Linked DNA regions of Homo sapiens: all the other regions are linked to region 1. A link is a contact called in ENCODE Hi-C data. All regions are on one chromosome and are shown on one strand. Each heading gives the region's core, a stretch centred on a gene start or an enhancer-like site at or near the end of the contact. The rest is flanking DNA. Distances are from core to core; before and after follow the strand shown.

What was found. Hi-C counts contacts between places; a loop is a spot of excess contacts on that map. Pooled maps may share reads with other maps.
Region 2: a pooled map shows a loop between it and region 1 (2.9-fold over the local background). The contact joins two enhancer-like sites. A Hi-C loop is called at or near these places in 2 of 37 single-sample maps with no recorded cell type and 2 of 50 pooled maps.
Region 3: a pooled map shows a loop between it and region 1 (4-fold over the local background). The contact joins two enhancer-like sites. A Hi-C loop is called at or near these places in 3 of 37 single-sample maps with no recorded cell type and 2 of 50 pooled maps.

What each region holds. Positions count from the first base shown.
Region 1 is chr2:20,143,981-20,148,716 of GRCh38, forward strand. No RefSeq gene overlaps it. Among named protein-coding and RNA genes, the nearest start is that of SDC1, 79 kb to the right of the region's middle. RefSeq lists enhancers at 1,635-1,794, 2,005-2,084. Within about 2 kb of position 1,798, at least 6 of the 41 ENCODE cell types and tissues checked have a DNase peak (open chromatin) inside an H3K27ac peak, as active enhancers do.
Region 2 is chr2:20,523,626-20,528,430 of GRCh38, forward strand. It overlaps LOC102724948 (a long non-coding RNA gene), which reads right to left. Exons shown (of 3, transcript XR_939794.3): 3 at 2,541-2,846. Among named protein-coding and RNA genes, the nearest start is that of HS1BP3-IT1, 67 kb to the right of the region's middle. RefSeq lists an enhancer at 1,359-1,658. Within about 2 kb of position 1,331, at least 13 of the 41 ENCODE cell types and tissues checked have a DNase peak (open chromatin) inside an H3K27ac peak, as active enhancers do.
Region 3 is chr2:20,574,372-20,578,667 of GRCh38, forward strand. It overlaps a transcript of HS1BP3 not described here. Among named protein-coding and RNA genes, the nearest start is that of HS1BP3-IT1, 16 kb to the right of the region's middle. RefSeq lists enhancers at 793-1,293, 2,401-2,540, 4,163-4,296. Within about 2 kb of position 2,445, at least 10 of the 41 ENCODE cell types and tissues checked have a DNase peak (open chromatin) inside an H3K27ac peak, as active enhancers do.

The sequences.
Region 1 (4,736 bases), core at 548-3,047:
GACTAATAACTTTTTGTTGTATAACTTTCTGGGCTTTTTCCTAAGCAAGCACAGTTCCCCAGTTTGGGGTGCAAATGTAATCCCTCTTATTTATTCAATAATTGCTTGAGCTCCCATACGCCCATATTAACAGGAAGTCATGCCTCTTTACCCCTTCTTACCCCTTATTCCTCACCCACTCCCCCAAGGAAATTGGGGCCAAACTTGGTCCTACAGGTAATTCTGATTGCAAATGGCAATCAGAGAGAAACTGGAGAGTCAGGAGGTCCTGATTTCCATTGTTTCTTGCACAGTACCATGTGTCTCTAAAGAAAATGGTCTTGCAAAGTCTGATGAGATCCTGCCTCACTGGTCCTGACCCTTATGTGGTCCACAGAGGTGTGCCAACTTTGGGCTCCAAGGCCACTGCTCTTGTAAGCTCATACTTCCAAGGTTAGCCAGGCTCCCAAATAGCGCACAGCCCTGGTAGAGCTGAGCCCAGGAGGGCTTCTGTCCTCAGCCACACTCCATGCCACAGGAATATGGAGGCCCTGGGGTTGAGCCTGGTCACCAACTCTGACCCCCTTTCTTCCTGGTGCCATTCCCTTGAGGGGCTGTGGGGATTCTATTCCTGGGGCACTTCATCTCAAACTTCATCAGGAAAATTCCAACTTTAACACGGCAAACGTCTTTGTCTTCATCTCTTTCTTCCCAGATGTTCCTTGGCCCCAAGCAAATTATCTCCCTGCTCTTCCATGTAGGGACTAGAGGGTCCTGCACTCCTCAGGCCACCCAGGAACCAGTTCCCCCTTGCCCCACTAGCCTAACATGTGAATAGCCAAGAGGGACCACTCAAAGGACAGTTTCCTGAACAAAGAAGACCTGTTCTTAACCAGCTGGATAAAGAAGGAGCTGATGGCAACTTTTATTAAAAAGAAAGAAAAGTTCCGAACCAGGAAACTTGCCATACACCCATTCGCCAGATGACAACATTGAGATTACTCACTTCTTGAAAGAGCCCAGCCTCTAGCACTGGACATTTATCACAAAGCATTTCCTTCTTGCGTTGGGCATTCCTCTCTTGCTAGGAGGAACTGAGACTTCCCGTCCCCAGTCCCAGCCCTGAGGCCATGCAGCCTAGGGGTGGCTGGATTGAGCACTGCTTACTGGATTCAGGCCAGAGACTGCCACATTTTGTCCTCTGCTGCCTGGGTTAGGGAGACCTCTCCCTGTCAACTCAGGGGCATGGCAGGAGCGGGGCTGGAACAGTCTCTGCAGTCAGTTCCCTCCTGGACCACCGACGCTGGGAATGCAAGGGGTGGGTAGTTTGGTCTGTGCTTATGTGTTGATATTGTGAGATCATTTGAGAGAATTAAATATATTTTCCCAGATGGAAAGAAAAGGAAAAGGAAGGGGATGTTGAGTGTGGGAGCTGTTCATTCTTTCCAGCTTCTCTCCTTTCCCGCCATCCCACCCCACCTGTGGACCTGTGTTTGGCATTAGGGCACTCCTCTGTGCTTTGCTGGATTCTGATAGGGAGCACAGCCTGGTGTGGGGGGTGGGAGGACGGATGGTCTGCATCTTCCCTTCCCCTGCTCCAGTCCTTAGGCCAGTGCTTTCTGCACTGGGGGGTCAGGGGACATTGAAGGTGCCAGTCCAAATGCCAGTCAACACTGTGGGCAGGCCTGGCCAACACTGTCTGTGGATGCCAGACTCTGGGAAGAGAAGCACCCACGCTCAGAGATGGCCCACTCTCACTGGGCTCACAGCCAAACACACCCAGTTTTCTGGCCTCGGGCTGGGTGGGACAAGTGTATATCTCACCTGACAAGCCCTGTGAGCCTGACAAATGGAGGGAAAAAGCCACGACAGCAGCACCTCCCAGTGATCCGGAAGCTGGAGGAGGAGCAAGAGGACACAGGGTCTCTCCAAAAGGCAGAAGTGCGGGGGAGTGGCCTGGACATTGTAGAGCTGGGACAGCCAAGTCCCAGGGCAAGGGCACCAGGGGACATGGAGGAGTCCTTCCCTTGGGCCTCTCCAGAGAGGCTGCCTGGAGTTTTCACAGTTCACAAATGAGCAGAGGAAATTGTCCATGCGAACAGCCCTTAGGGGATCTCCCAGAGAGGTGTCTCGGGTGCTAGGGGAAGCCCAAACACCCCACTTCAGTTTTCACGTAGGAGGAGGAGAAGGCAATGACTTGTCTTGAAGCAGCCGCTGCCCAGCAAGCACACGATTTTTATTTAAATTGAAGGTTTATTTGGAGTGGGCTTGGGGGAGTACTTCTCATGCACACACTTTTTCTGTCTCCTCATTTCCCCAGCCCAATCCTCCCCACATTCCTCTGCCTTCCCGCCTCCCATTTTATTAGGTGTCAGTTGTCTGCTCCAAACCTTCAGTAGCTCCCATTTGTGATAAGGTGAAGTCCAAATCCCATAGCCTGCATTCAAGTTCTTCCACGGTTAGGGTGGACATACACCCCACTTTGTTTTGGATGATCTAGTTTATATCTGCTGTCTTGGCATAATAATTCATAGCACCCTGCTTCATGCAAAAATGTATCCCAGTTTGGAGAATAAATGATGTGGTCCACCCGTGTACAGTCCACTCCCAACCTCATGCTCCAGGCTAATGGCCAACTGTCTCTCTTGAATCCTCTGAGTCAGTGGTTTTGAACTCTGGTTGCTCATTAGAATCACCTGGGGAGCTTTTAATAAATATCACTACTTAGACTCACCCCCAAAACAGGTCAAATAAAACAGAATCTCTAGGGGCAGGACCCAGCCTTTGGTATTTTTTTAAGCATCCAGATGACTCTGATGTGCAGCCAGGGTGGAGAACAACTGACCTCAGTAAAACAGGTGTCCTGGAACTCTGTCCCTGAGCCCATCTTACACATTTCTGTCCCTAGTTTTTGGTAACTTGCTCCCATTGTCTATCCGCCATTTAACTCTTTCTTTTCCTCTGTGTGTGGTCTTTCATTCATTCTTTAAGTCCTACCCAAGCTGCTAAGCCTAGCTCCAATGCTGCCTCCTCCTACATCTTTCCTGACCTCTTAGCCAGAAAGGGTCTTCCTCTCTACCCACTACTGCCCCCTCCCTCCCCCACTATTGAATGTCATCTATGATCCACGCCCTGTTTTGCCTTCTTCACAGTCTATGAGCTCCATGGCATGGGTCATGTCTGATTAATCTCTGGAGACCCCAGGGCCCAGACCCAACTTACAGTAAAGCCTCTCACACCTGAGTGAGTGACTATCACTGCTGGTCCTGAACTTGGGCAGCGTCATCCACCCCGACACGGGGCACCAGCACATGCTGCCTCTACAAGTTAAGTTTCTTTTCCTGTGTGCGGGCTTTCATTCATTCATTCACTCACTCATTCTGCTTTGTGCCAGGCGCTGTGTTCTCCATCACCTCTTCTTGATTTCCTGTACTATTGGAGAACTGTCCTTTCTCTCTCATGTCCATCCCCTGGACAGCCCTGCAGACTGTCTTGCATATAAACGGTACTCAGTATTGATTGATAATCAACTGACGAATAGATAAACAAAAGTGGTGTGTCCTTACAATGAAATATTATTCAGCCATGAAAAGGAAATGAAGTACTGATACATGCTACAATATGAATAACCCTAAAAACATTATTCTAAGTGAAAGAAGCCAGGAACAAAAGACCACATAAACTGTATGCTATCATTTACATGCAAAGTACAGAATAGACAAATCCATAGAGACAAAAAGTAGATTAGTGGTTGCCAAGGGCTAGAAGAAGGGGGAAATTAAGATTAACTTTTGTTTTGTTTTGAGACAGAGTCTTGCTCTGTCGCCCAGGCTGGAGTGCAGTGGCCTGATCTTGGATCACTGCAACCTCCGCCTCCCAGGTTCAAGCAATTCTCCTGCCTCAGCCCCCTGAGTAGCTGGGATTACAGGTGTGTGCCACCATGCCTGGCTAATTTTTTTTTTTTTTTTGTATTTTTAGTAAAGACAGGGTTTCGCCATGTTGGTCAGGCTGGTCTCAAACTCCTGACCTCAAGTGATCCGCCCACCTCAGCCTCCCAAATTGTTGGGATTATAGGCGTGAGCCACAGCTCCTGGCCAGGACTAGCTGTTAATAGACACAGGTTTTCTTTTGGGGAGGATAGAAATGTTCTGGAATTGGGTAGTAGTGATGGTGGCACAACCTTGTGACTATACTAAAAACCACTGATTGTGCACTTAAGTGGCGAATTTGATGGCATTTGAATTATATCGTAATTAAAAAGAAATATGGATTGATGGATTTTTCTTTCTATACTCATATGTTCTCAAACCTTAAACTTTTATTCTTATTCACAGGAATCAACTGATATTACTGCTAAAAACATTGGTTTCTGGGCTTCACCTTGGAGCTTCAGATACAGCAGATTGGGGCAGCGCCCAGGAATCTGCATTTGATTGTTGTATTCTAAGTGCCATTTCCCTGTTCCCCAAAGGCTTGGGTCAGAGGATTTCTGAGCCAACCTCAGAACCTCAGAAGACAAATAAAATTCTTTAACCTATTATTTCAGAAAAAAAAAGCTGAAGATTTCAAACACAACCAAAACTTTGTTTTTAGTCTGCTTCTTATTAAAAACAGACTGGGACCCAAAGAAACCCCATCGGGGTAGGTAATGAAGTAATCATGATCATACTAAAAGAACAGAATGGAAAAACTGCCTGGCCTGGAGCAAACCACAGAAAAAATTGTCTTCTGCCTCCAGTGCTCAACTGAGCCATTCA
Region 2 (4,805 bases), core at 81-2,580, 380 kb after region 1:
TAATGCGCATGTTTGAGGGTGACAAGGAGCCTTGATGTATTAGTATACCGGGACAACACGTATAAATCATGACTGTCCCTGGGAATCTGAGATTCCAACGCAGGACTGCCTGACACCAAAACCTATGCTATTAGGGTTGACAGAAGGGAAAGGAAGCCAGAGAGAGCAGGGAGAGCTCTCCAGGGAGGGGTCCCAGGGAAAGGACCTGGAGGAACAGTTCCATGTGAGGACACTGCTGCTTTTGCCTTCTATGTCCCCCCACCCAGCCTCCTCCCTTCCAGGCCTAACTTCTGGTGAGCCAGACCCACTGGGGCCAGGAGAGTTGGTGCAAAGATCCTTCAGCGGAAGGTCAGGGGTTCTGGAGTGAGTCTTGGGTCCATGTAAGCAGAGCCAGCCACTTCCCCTACCTGGCCTTTGTCAACCCTTCTGCACACTGGGCATAATCCCCGCCCTCCGTGGGATGATGTGGGTGATGGGCTGTGGGCCCTGTGAGACACGGTAGCTCTTCTCGCTTGGGGTCTGGATGGGGGCTCTCCTTGAATATCTCCTGGAGGGACAAATAAGCTCTCAATCAAATACTTCCTGTTGGGCACCTATTCCTGAGCACATCTCTCTGGGAAGAGGGGGTTAAAAAAGGGGGTCTATGACATTCCTTCCTCAAAGCATTCTGGATGCAATGGAATAATACAGGAGCTGGGATATAGCTAACACCAAGAATGACAGATGTTGAGAAGCTTGAATGGGGAAGAGGAAGCAGGCATGGAGATGGTTGTGGGACCAGTCGCCATGCTGGTCCGCGAGGAGTCTCAGGGGGTTATGGCTGAGGCAATGGCACTGGTGGTCCTAAGGAAGAATTTAGGTGGTCTGGGCTTCCATGCCATGGTTGCCCGGGCCCCAAGCTCTATGTGTACGTGATGTGAAGCCAGGAAATGCAGGCAGTGCAGCTCAGCCTCCTGGGCTGCCGGAGGAGCTCTGAGAAACCTGGGGCCAGGGAACCAAGCAGACTGGCTCTATCTTGGGATTTGGCTGCAGACACTGCAGGAACTGAATGCCTTGCGAGGCTGGGACTGCCTTCTTCAGCCCCGTTTCTGTGTGGGGTCCCACGTAGGCAGCTGTCACAGGCTCCCAGAGGGATATTCAAGTGGACCAAGGCAGGAGAAAGGCTGGGGAAGGCTGAGGTCAGCAACGCCCTCTTCGGTTTTTGATAATTTTAGCCACATAGGGAGGAGGCCAGTTGTTCTTTATCTGAGGCAATTGTCTTCAGTTTAAATGAGTCCCCGGAGAGGCTCACAGCTGGGACAGGAAAGCGGGCAGAGGCGGAAGTGGGGAGGGCTCAGGGCTTGACAACGGCCTGGCTCGGTAGGCTGACTCCTCCGCTAGGAAGCAGCAGCTCCAGATCTGAGTGCAGGGAGGACAACTGCATCCCCAGGAGGCCCGGGAGGTCACTGTCTGATCTGGAAGGGGCAAGAGATGGATCACAGGAACGGAAGTATAGGAAACATGGCCAGAGTTAGCAGCGTGGGTGCAACTGGAATCGATTGTTAGCCCATCCACTTGGGGACTTTCCACAAGACAAAGCAAATGCTCCCCTCCAGCCTATGAGGTCAGGGACCTCAGGACGTGTAGAGCGTTCAGTGTCCCCGCTGCCCTTCTGGCCTCCCTGTGTGACTTGGATGGATCTGAGGTGCCTGCTCCTGGACACCGCTCTCCTGCAGGGTCAGATGTGGAGTGTCCCCTGCAGGCCTGAGGACTCAGCACTAGTGAAGGGCTCTCAGCAGCTTGCTCAACAGGCACTGTCCCCTGGGATGTTGGTTTGTTTAAACGAAGGTGTTCTGGCCTAGTGGGCGGTGGCTGCTATGAGTAATCCTGCTCCACAATTGACATCTCAGTTCAAATTCTTCAGCTCTGTCTGTTTTTCACCCGATCCATGCAACCAAAGGGCTCACATAAGCTGACACCCATCGCCTGCTCTCCTCAGGGGAAGCATGGGAGCCAGGGACAGGAAAGCCTCTGCAGGGCACAGCCAGGCACTGTGTCGCCCAGCAGATCTGGACACAAGGGCTGCGGGGCCAACCAGACACTCCACTGAGCATGCGGGCCAAGGAGGCCTCTGAGAGCTCAGTGAGAGGACACAGCTAGGAAGTGGCAGAACTGGAATCTGGATCCAGATCTGCCTGGCTCCAGAGTCTTTCTCTGGGAGAAATATTATGAAGCACTATTAGAGGGTGACCTTTGCCCCCAAACTCACTGTTCCTTAAGCCCACAGCCCAGACAGTCATGTTATTTGCTAAAAACAAAGCTTAGCAGTTTGATATGGATTCCATTTCATAAGAAGGCAGGAGGACGCTGTTGATAACACATGGTCTTTAGAGCCAGCGCAACTTAGCTCTGTCACTGCTTGCTGTGTGACCTTGGGCCAGTCACTTAACCTGAGGTTTGCTTTCATTTGTTAAAAAGTAATAATAGTTACCTTCTATAGTTATCTTGAAAACCACAAGAGACATGTTTATAAAATAATTAGAACAGTCTCTGGCACATGGTAAGTTTTCCAAAATATGCGGCTCTTATTCTAATAATATATTTTTCCTCTCTGTTATTGGGGATAAGTATAGCTTGATTGATATATACATGTGTATGTGTGTATGTATATATATAGCTCCACACATTTAAACCATAACAGCATCTTGTGGTGACTCAACCCGTCTGTCTGCTAAAAGAGAACAAGCCCCTGGCCCATTTCATGTGGTTGCTTTGAAGGATGATCATAAATGTGTTCATAAAGACCTCTGCCAGATGTCAAATCCTCATTCATGAAGCGTAGGATTCCTTCAAGACTGCACATCCAGCTGGGGACAGAGAAAATAAGAGATCACAAAGGGGTGTTTTGAAAATTTGCAGAAAAAAAAAAGAACCAACAAATAGGGGACTCTAACTACATCCCTTTAACCTGACTTTTGGTCCTTATTAAAGTCCATACTTTGAAGGTTTGAATTCACTGGACTGGGGGCTCATCTGATCCTCCCCAGGAACTCTGAGACATTGAGGCAGAAGTTTCTAGCCCACAGCATCCCTGGGGAAAATGGTGAAGGTGCTTTGGAATCAACACTCAGACCCCTGGGGTTTACAGCCGGGAGCCTGCCCCCAGGCCTGGCCAGGTGGTGGCTTAGCGGATGGGTGGGGAGCCACCCTCGGTAAGCAGAGTGCCAGGATGTGTGGCTTTCCCCAGGACTGAAGCTAAAGGCCTGCGAGGGTGGCTCTGCACACCCTGCCCCCTGCCTCTCCTTGGCTCAACTCCAGAGGCTTCTGGAATCAGCTCTTGTGGCCTGGGAAACAGAGCCTGGGCTATTTTGTCTTCTGATTTTTTTTTTTCACTTCATATTATTTTGTATCCTCATTTCCCTGTGTCACTGATAAAATTATAATAGTTAACATGCTCAGTGCTTATCATGTCGTGGGCAGGGGTCCAAGCACTTCACAAGAATTAACTCATTGAAGCCTAACAATGGCTCTACAGGCACCTAATCATCCCATTTTCTAGCTAAGGAAAGTGAGATATGGGGAAGATCATGCAGCTTCTGCAAGGCCGCTCAGCTAGATGGTGGCAGGACTGGGGTCCTAGCCCACGCTGAGGCTCCAGGGCCTGGGCCTGTACATGAAGTGGCCATGCAAGACGCTTACCACATGTCAGACATAGTTCAGAGGAGTGAATGGATTTAATCTGCCAAACGACCATGAGCATAGGAACCATTATTATCATCTGCTTGTCTCCATGGGGAAACTGAGGCAGTAGGGGGTTTAATATTTGCCCTTAGTTCCACTGCCAAGTGTTAGCCAGAACCTGCATGTTTAACCATCACGCTGTGCTTCCTGGTGGGGGGCTGCCTTTTCCCTGTTGCACCCTGTCTCTGGTTACCTAGGATTCTATTGCATCAATGTCATGATTGGCTCAACCGCCTTCTGCTGTGGGGCCTCTGAGCTGCCCTCGCTGCCCACGGGAGATCTTCACATCCTGCCCTCAATAGGCTTTCTAGAATGGGTCCTAGAGAGTTTTCTGGGTGGCTGTAAGCTCTTCCCTCTCCCTTCTTCCAGGTCCTGGGCACAGAAGGTAACATAAGGGGCCACCAGATATTATGGCCGAGAGGTGTCACAACACAGCCAAATGCCAACCTATTATTGAAGAGCAGTTTATCCCTGTCCAGCCTCTCAAGTGCCCTGGAGAGAAAGAGAACTTCAGGAAGGCCAAGACACACAACACCCCTCCCCCCAACCACATACACCCCTCTTCAGCTATACTGGGATGGTCAAGGCAATGGTCTGAGAATTGTCTTGTTTCCTGCCACCATCCTGTGAACCAAGAGCAGTAAACTTCTGAAGTCTCCATGCCAACCCCTGCAGCCTTCCAAATGGGCACCCAACTGGGTCTAGGACTCAGATTGCGACCCTGGTCTTGCCTAGGGACACCATGGGCTGTGCAGGTGGAGCTGAGACTCTTCGAAGATCACATTGCTATCTTAATCCTTTTGGCCTGAAGCCTCTGAAGGACTCTGTCACCCTGGGCAATCTTTTGAGGTCAAGGTGAGATGGGGGTATCTTGGGTTCTGCTCTGATTCTGCTAGCACGTCTTTGGCTCCTATCTCCCCCACTGCAAAATAAGGAGACTGTTAAAATACACCTAGATTTGACAGTATACTCCACTATTTCCCAAAGTGTATTCCATGGAACAATGAATTGCTTGAACCAGGGGTTCAACTAAGTCAACTAAGTTTGAGAAACATTGCATAGCCTGGTCCACTCATAGAGATCCA
Region 3 (4,296 bases), core at 1,195-3,694, 430 kb after region 1:
AGATATTAGCCCATGAAAATCTTGTAGTGTTTGAGGAGATTCAGTCAATTGCTAACTTTCTGCAAGTGTCTTATCCATGGCTGCCTCCTTTTTCCCACCACTGCGAAGGGCCCTAGGCTTGGCAAGCAGGGTTGAGCTGGACTGGGAGAGGAAGACCTGGGGCATACCTCATTTCAGAGCCCTGGAGGGCCAGGGGATCACTGGGAAGGAATGAGTGCTGCATGGCCAGGAAAAATGAGTGACTGTATAGCAGAAAGCATGGTCAGCCTCGGTGGATGAGATGACAGTGACCTGGCCAGCCCCACTCAGTGGGCACCTGGCTTCCCCCAGCAGCACCCGGGCAGGCAGTGCTGGGCAAGCCTGGCCTCCTGGACACCTCACAGGGGTCTGCTTCCTTATCTGCTGTGTCCACATTGGGAGCCAATCCTGTCCCTGGATCAGGGCAGCAGATCCACTGAACTGAGCTAGGAGAGAAGTCGGGACCCTGGGTTCAAGTACCAGCATGGTTATCTACTAACCGTGGAACTGTGGGGAAATCAGGGGTCCTCTTGGAGCCTCAATCCCCTCCTCTGCATAACTGGGATGATAATGTTGGCCTTACTTGGTTTTTGCCAGGATTAAATGAGAACACAGGAGTGGTTGTTATTACTGGCGTAAAAAGAACCATTTCCTAGCTCATTAATGCAGACAACGTAAACGTCTGGATGCCTAAGGACAAAGCCCGGGACTTTTCTGCACTTGCTACTCACCCCCATATTGTTGTTGGGCATTTGTTTGGATTTCTCTGGAACTTTTGGAACAATGGGCTCTGGAGTTTTGTCCTGTGGTCATTCACACCCTCAAGGGAAGCATTTGCTGAGCTCTAGGCCTCGTTCCAAGGGTGAGGAGCCTGGTGGGACATTTACCTGAATCAGGGCCGCAGCCTGGACAGGCAGGGCTAGGGACAGGAAGGCCAGAGACACATAGTGTCAATCCCTGAGCCTGGAAGCCCTAGTCCAAAGCCTCCTGGGCTTATTTCAACCCATCAGCTGACTCTGACAATCAGAAAATACCAAAAAGGGCCCACCCCTTCCTCTCTAGCTCTGACACTCCAAGACCCTGTTTGGTCTCAACATGCAGCCCAGTTCCCTGGCTGCCCAGCCACACTCTGCCCACATATTTTAGACTCCCAAAGGGTAGTAAGTCCCTCTTGCAGCATCCCTGGAGGCCCCGCCACATGCCAGGTGAGGAGCCAGGCACTGGGGAGAAAGCCACAGTGTGCCTCCTGCCTCCTCCCCTCTCCAGGTTTGTGCCTCAAGGCCCGGCATTCCTTATCCACGGGCCTGGCCCATGTGCCTGGGCTCTTCCACACGGGGGCCTGGCAGCAACGCCTCTGTCTCCTTGGTTCCACCCCCCCCCCCCCCTTCAGGCTACCCCAGCAAGGGAGGACAGGAGCAGCTGGGAAATTAATTTACAATGTGAGTGACTGTTAGGCCCTGATACCCACACATGAGGAGTTGCTTTTTAAAAGGTAGCTATTTATAAAAATGAATGCTTGAGAAGTTCCTGACAGGCAATGGGGGAAGGGGACTGGGGAGGGGGACCTGAAAAACCTGTCCCACCCATTTCCATCTTTGTTTTGTTTTGTTTTGTTTTTTGAGACAGGGTCTTGTTCTCTCCCAGGCTGGAGTGCAGTGGCATGACCGCAGCTCACTGCAACCTCAATCTCCCGATCCTCCTGTTTTAGCCTCCCAAGTAGCTGGGACTACAGGTATATGTCACCATGACTGGCTAATTTTCTTTTAGTTTTTGTAGAGATAGGATCTCACCGTGTTGTCCAGGCTGGTCCTGAACTCCTAGGCTCAAGTGATCCTCCTACCTCGGCCTCCAAAGTGTTCTGGGATTATAGGTGTGAGCCATTGCACCCGGCTATGTGAGGTTTCTTTCTGCTCAATCTTTGCCTAAGTTGTTTCCTTCATATGGACTCTATGTGTTCCTCCTCTTTTCCTGTCCTCAGAGAACCAGCTGGAACCTCACCTCCTCTGAGAAGCCTGCCCAGTACAGCTCCTCCTGCCACTGAGGGCTTAGCTCAGGCGTCCCGTTTTCCATGCTTTGCAGTCTTATCTCCTCTCTGGCCTGAGACCTCCCTGAGGCTCTAGTCTAGAGCCTGAAAATATCAGAGGAGGGCTGGAATCTGCCACATTCTAGCTACACGACCTTCTCTCTAAAGTGGGAACAGGATCGCCTCCCTCATTGTACTGTAAAGTGCCTGGCATATGGCAGGTGCCAACAAATACTGCTACCCCCAGAAGTTCTGAGAGAGACGGAGGCCTTGAATGGTACCCTTAATGGGGCCCACAATCTAGGGACTTTTTATTCCACAACAGAAATGGAAGTTGACCTGTCACACTGAGTCTACACTATTTCTTGGGTCTTGCCTGCCTCCCGGAAGCTGAACTTATCACCAGAGGGACTATGCAGGCTGAAGTTTCTGTTTCTGTTTCGGTTACGTATAGAAGCAGTTGCTTTCTAAGAATTGAAGGACACCTAGTCATATCCTTTTGGTCAGTGGCAAACAAATGATGGGGAACAGAATTCCCACTTACAAATCTTTTCCCATTGGGATGTCTAGGATGGATGGTTCCTGGGAATGCCCTGGGAATTTACCTGGGAAGAGTATTTACAAGGAAATTTATGGGAGAATTTACAAGGGAATTGCCGTTTGAGTTGGGTTTTCAGAGTAAACAAGGGCTTGTCACTGGGCCTAGATGGAGATGTGGGGTGGCCCAGGGCAAGTGAAGGACTTGGGGTTCCAGGGAGATTAAGGACTGGGGGCATGACACACTGATATTCATGTACAATTGAGTTAATATTTCCGTATCGGGGAGGGCCTGGGAGCTGAGTGGGGAGAGGGTGGGAAAGGGGGACCCTCCTGATGGACCCAGGAGGTTCAGTCCCAGCCCAAACCCAGCCCTTCAGAAAGACCCAAGGCTAGTAGGCCTGGACTCCTTAAAAAGCTTCCCAACCATTGGCTGGGGAAGAGCATGATTCTTGGGGTTGTTTTACCCCAAGGGCCTTGTCCAGGGCTTCCTTTGAAACAAGTGCAGCGATCTCCCAGAGAGAAGTTCTAGACCATGCAATCTTCCTGTCTCCCTGCATTTCCTGTGACATGTTAGCGGCTTGGAGGTGTCCCCCCAGCTCCACCAGGGGCATAGGAAGAAAGAGCCTCCAGGCCCAAGGTGAGGGGCACCTCCCAGCACCGCCATCTGGGAGCGTAAGAGTGCCTGTCTGTGGCTGCAGCCTGGGAGGGAGAGAGGGTCCAGAGATGGAGGCAAGCAGAGGCCAGACCAACTCAGGCCGGGTGCATGAGCTGGAATTGCCAGGCCTCTGAACCTCAGGCTAGGTCGCATTCTTGGAGCAGCAGATTAAAGTATGAGGGGGTATTGTCTAAGCTACACTCCCCGGCACTGGGGCTGGATGGGGATTGGGCTTCCAGGGTTCTGTTATACTGATCAGATCAATGATTCATATGCTGATGTATCAGAACCACCTGCAAACACATTTCCAGGCCTGCCTCAGGGCACTCGTTCCTCAAGCCTGTCCAGTGTGACTTCAACCCCCTTCACAGCTGAGTAGGTTGTGGCCAGGGGCCATGGATCTGCAAAGACTGAGTAACGTGCCTGATGTCTCATCATGATCCAGCCGGCTGGGGACCTCTGGCATGGAACACTCCAAGCTGCATCATGTCCCCTCAGGCAACTTGCTGATCCCTGGCAAGGGGTGCAGGAAGCAGGCTCACGTGGCTGTGCCCTTGAATCAGGGCTCGGGAGAGTGGCACAGGGTGGGGGTGGGAACAGCCTCTCTTGACCAGTGCCTAGCGTCCTACCTGTGGCTCCTAAGTGGCTCCAGGGCTGCCCTCAGAGGCGGGATGGGATGCAGTCTTCATAGGAGGGGACTTGGTCTCCATGGTTTTCAGGGCAGAGCCCCACACCTATTACCTGGGCCCTGAGGCTCTACCCTAGCATGTCTCTCTGGGCTGTCCTCTGAAAAGTTGCTCACCATGGTAACCAACCAGAAGTAGAGCCCCAGCTGAGGGCAGTGATGACACCATCTTTGGCCCTTGGACAACCGGGGCAGTTCTTGCCCGGAGGCTCTCGCAGGCAGCCCCACACACCACCTATATCCCGAGGAAAGATGGGCATTCCCAAGGAACATGTTCAGGCCAGACCCTCTGGGAGGTGAATAAGAATAGATGCCCAGCCAAGAACCTCTTCAAAGCTCAAGAGGAATGAAGAGAAGAGAGAGGACCACCATTCA